Regions from separate parts of the Homo sapiens genome. Here region 1 is linked to region 2. The links are chromatin loops, found by intact Hi-C in ENCODE. Cell type or tissue: HepG2. All regions are shown on one strand.

Evidence for each region. A loop is a pair of places that touch in the nucleus more often than their neighbours do. Peaks named below come from ENCODE experiments on the same cell type or tissue, not always from the same donor. Only the 100,000 strongest peaks of a DNase experiment are listed, where the experiment ranks them.
Region 1: it touches region 2 in a loop (6-fold over the local background); 6 of 110 quality-filtered maps call a loop at or near these places.

Annotation. Positions count from the first base shown.
Region 1 is chr1:173,131,821-173,134,320 of GRCh38, forward strand. No RefSeq gene overlaps it. Among named protein-coding and RNA genes, the nearest start is that of TNFSF4, 74 kb to the right of the region's middle. In HepG2, no CTCF peak of the experiment used is centred here; no DNase peak of the experiment used is centred here.
Region 2 is chr1:173,210,035-173,212,534 of GRCh38, forward strand. It overlaps a transcript of TNFSF4 not described here. Among named protein-coding and RNA genes, the nearest start is that of TNFSF4, 4.0 kb to the left of the region's middle. In HepG2, no CTCF peak of the experiment used is centred here; DNase peaks (open chromatin) are centred at 447 and 967; H3K4me3 peaks cover 596 bases.

The DNA of each region.
Region 1 (2,500 bases), 78 kb before region 2:
TCTACTGTTTGCAATAGTTTCAGAAGGAATGGTACCAGGTCCTCTTTGTATCTCTGGTAGAATTCGGCTGTGAATCTGTCTGGTCCTGGGCTTTTTTTGTTGGTAGGCTATTAATTACTGCCCCAATTTCATACCACCACTGGGGTATGAAAAAAAACTTTTGCAGCTAGCTCGCTGTCTGCCCAAATGGCCGCCTAGTTTTGTGCCTGAAACCCAGGGCCCTAGTAGTGTAGGCACCTGAGGGATTCTCCTGGTCTGCGGGTTGCGAAGACCATGGGAAAAGCGTAGTATCTGGGCTGGAATGCGTTGTTCCTCACAGCACAGTCCCTCATGGCTTCCCTTGGCTAGGGGAGGGAGTTCCCCAACCCCTTGCACTTCCCAGGTGAGGTGACATCCCACCCTGCTTCAGCTTGCCCTCCATGGGCTTCACCCACTGTCTAACCAGTCCCAATGAGATGAGCTGGGTATCTCAGTTGGAAATGCAGAAATCACCCACCTTCTTCATTGATCTCACTGAGAGCTGCAGTCCAGAGCTATTCCTATTCAACCATCTTTCATGGTGAATTAGCTGAATAGTTTTCCATATGTTTGGGTAAACATATAGAAAACTCTTGAATTTGACCTCCTACAACTTCTACCATATAAACCAAAATTAAAATTCTAAGCCTTTCAACTGACTGATGGATCCTCCTCTTGGCCAAGGGCATTCCAAAGTAAACCTGATAATCTATTTCTGGGTTCTGGCCATGATGGAAATGATGTGGTGGGGTGGGGGCAGGACAGACACGCCTTACTGTACTCTTCTCCCTTTGGAATTCAGGCACAATGAACCAGCATTAACATTAAAACAGAGATCTTAAGCCTGACAAAACAGACTCTGTAGCAATAAGACACCAAATTCCTACCTGACTCTATATAGCATCATATGACAGACAGCAAGCCATGATAGAAATGGAAGTATTTTACCCCAAAATACATTTCTTTGACATATTTTGAAATGGCCCTATAAAACTGTTTCTTGTGGAGAAAATCTACATTCTGTAGAGAATCCCCTTCCCTTTCTAGGTCTTTACCCTGATCCAGAAGAGCTTAATTAAGAGTCACACTTTGTTAGGTCTGATTAGAGATATTTACTGTCTATTCTCTCTGAAGCCTGCTACCTGGAGGTTTCATGTGCTTAGTAAAACCTCAGTTTGCACAACGTCCTATTTTAACACAGACATTCCTTTCTATTGATTCCAGATTTTTAGATAATAACTCCTCCAATCGATTGCCAATCAGAAAATCTTTGAATCCACCAAACCAATTATACATCTTACATGTATTAGTTCATGTCTTATGCCTTCCTAAAATGTATAAAACCAAGCTGTAGCCCAACCATCTTGGGCACATGTTTTCATGATCTTCTGGAGCTATGTCATGGTCGCCATGTATACCTCAGAATAAAACTTCAAAGACTCTTTCATTGACTCTCCATTGACAACCACAAGAGTTGGACTTCTCTCTCTCATTATCTCTCTCTCTCGCTCGCTCTTCTTCCCCCTCAAGCCCAAAAGTCCTTGAGCATAGAATTCATTGATTAAAGGATTAAAGTGTGGGAGACCAAGGCAATGACCAGAGATTTGGAACAATGCAATATGTTCATAGAAAACCAAAATACTTTGATGGAGTGGAGAAAAATCCAGTCGTTAAGACCATCAGTGATCTTATATAACATATTTGGGTTTTGCTTTGAAGGCAATGAAGGTGTCATTGAAGGATTTTAAGCAGAGTAGTGGCAAGATCAAAATTCATTTTAATGCATGCACTGTAGCCTGGAGAGAGGACTTGGAGGGGATTGAGTTCATATGGCCATGCATCAGTGCCAGTGACCTGCAATATTTCACTTGCCCCCTGCTATCTGTGAGACAATGCATGTGAGGGGTATAGGTAACAGGGAGTAGCCTTCATTTCTTTCCCTTGAGTGAGGAAAAAAAATTACTTTTAATCGCACATTTGTAAACTGCTGCCAGAGTGTCTCTATTTGGGCTACCTCTATTGGAAACTGTCTTGTACTTCTTTCCTAATTTGACCTCTCAAGGAGTCAAGTCTTGTTGTCTGGCCTTGTCTAATTGCTACGGGACAGTTTTCTTGTTGCTTTCTTCTCAGACATATTAGTTATTGTTTCTGATTAATAGTTCATGCCTGGCAACCCTCAGGAAAAGTCTCCAAATCATCCATGTCACTGATAGGGTTAGAAGCTGCTATACATAAACCCTCTTTTGTTCCCTGTCATTGAGAACTGACATTTCATTATCTATGTGTTACTTTCCCTCTTAATGAGCAATAAGCTTTGTTTGACATGAGCGGCAGATGAATTTGCCTAAGAAAATTTGCTTTAACAGAAGACTGTCCAAAGACATTCTTGCTGGACCTGAGAGTTAGCTACATGCTAGCAAGCATGAATCATCCTTAGACGTCTATGAAAACCATAAAGACAGTGTGTAAACGTCACAGTCCA
Region 2 (2,500 bases):
TTTTTTTTTTTCTTTGGTTTGAGGGTTTTGTTGTTGTTTGGATTTTTTGGTGTCTGGGTTTTGGTTTTGGGGTTTTTTGGTGATAAAAAAAATCTACATTTTTCATTTATCTCTAAGTCAGATTTTCATTTGTCCATTCAACAAGACTGAGCCAAATACTAGAGGAAAAGACACAAACAAAACACATTTTTAGTCCTCAGGGAGGTCACAGACAGGAAAGCGGAATCTCCACAACCTGGAAAGTTCTGGGTCCTAGGTATCAGTGCAGAAGGGAAGGGTGCAGGGGGACAGGTGCTAATCTACACTGGAATTAGGACAGGAACAGCTTCCTTGATCTGGGAGAAACGAGAAGCAGTCTGGCCATCTGGGGCACTGGGGAGGGGCAGTGCCTGTTGGGCCAGGAGTGAGGGCAGTGGAGCCTGTTTGTGCAGTGTCAGTTCAGGGAACTACAGCTGAAGAGGAAGATGGTGAAGGAGAGTGGCTGCTGGAGAAGAGGCTCAGAAGAATCTGTCGTAAATGGACTTTTGTTACAAGTTAAGGACTTTGGACTTCATGCTGCAGCTACTGGAGAAACATGGAGAGGTTTGAAGCAGAATGTGATATGATATGATATGATTACATTTTAGAATTACAAAAAAAATCACTCTGACTGAGGGAAATAGAAATGGCAGGTACTTCAGGAAATAATTCTAGGGGGGGGAAAAGAGACAGATATGGCAAGGCAGGATCAAGTTGGCCAACTGGGAGACATTTCCAGGGTGCTCTGTGCCAGCTGAGGGAATGAGTGAGATCTAAAATTCCACCTCTGCAGTCAGCTCTCTAAGCCCTCCATCCTGGTACAGGAAGTTTCCTCCTGCAGGAAGGGATATGTTTATCATCCCACAAAGGTGAACTTTGCTTCCTAAGCCCTGAACAAAGGGCTGTACTCATTTAAATGCAGGCTCTTTTTCTAATTTATAAACCCGCAGGGGGTGCCTTGTTCTAAAACACACAAAGACAGTGGTATAAGCTAGGGACCTTGAGTCTGCAATGATTCAAGTGAGAAATAAGGTCCTAAACTAAAGCAGGGAGGACACAAATGGAGAAGACACTTACAGTGGCTCTTCATTCACCAGACATTCTGAGAGTGTACTCAGTGCCAATCTCTGAGCATACACAGGGAGTCATAGATAAACTCTGCCCTGGGACAAGTGATAGAGTGATGTCGGAGGTGACAGAAACAAATGCATTTTCAAATGTCAAAATCTGATTTGTAATCTGCCTTTTCAACCTATTCCTGATCCTAATGTCACTGTCCTGGTTAATGTTTTTGTACTCCAGGACCTCAAAATCCAAGAATCAACTTTGAATCATCCTCGTTCCCAGTCATCAAGCTTTGTAGGCTAGCCCTGCAATGCAGTTTTTTCTTTCCTCCTCTTTGCCATTCCTATTGCTTCTAATCCAAACTCTTATTACTCCTCACTTGAGCTCCTGCAGTCAGCTCTCCAAGCCCTTCATCCTGGCACAGGTTTCCTCCTGCAGGAGTTCCAAGTTTTCCTTCCAAACTTATCTCCCTCTATTTTCTGATTATTTCTAATATTCACTCTGCCTCAAACACCCTTACCCTCCACCTCTGACTATCAAAACCCTACACGTTACACATTCCCCATGAAGGGCTGTCCTGTGAGGTAGTGAGCTTGCTGTGTTCTAGAAGTACTAAACAAAACCTTGAAGAAATTCTGTTCAGAGAATTCTAGCATTGAGTAGATTGTTGATAGGATCAGTGGCTCCCAAAGCCTAGTTTATCATCTGAATCACTAGGAGAACTTTTTAATGATTCTGACTCCTAATACCTTCACTCTAGAAATTCTGATTCCTTGGGTGTCTTAGTCTATTTTGTGTTGCTGTAAAGGAATACACAAGGCTGGGTAACTTGTAAGGAAAAAAAGGTTTATTTGGCTCACAATTCTGACGGCTGCAACATTCAAGGTTGAACATTTGCATCTTGTGAGGGCCTCATGGTGCTTCTACTCATAGTGGAAGGTAAAAGAGAGCTAGAGTGTGGAGATATCACATGGTAAGAGAGAAAGCAAGATACAAGAGAGAGGTGCCAGGCTCTCTTTAACAACCAGCTCTTGCAGGAACAAATACAGTGAGAACTCACTCACCCCAAAAGGAGGGCATTAATCTATTCATGAGAGACCTGCTTTCATGACCCAAACACTTCCCATTAGGCCCCACTTCCAACACTGGAGCTCAAATTTCAACATAAGGCTTGGAGGGGACAAACATCGAAACCATAGCAGTAGGTTTGGAGTGATGCCTTTTGAAGCCATATTTCTAAAATAGTCCATAAGAGCCAGACTTGTGAATCTCCCTAAACAACCACTGAAGGTCTCTTTCACCATTACTTTCTATGATAGGAAGCCTCACCCGGATTTCCCAGAAGAATGCAGCTGTTTTCACCTCTGTGTTGAGAGCATTTATTATGCTCTGTTTCATCTTGTAATTCTTTAAATCT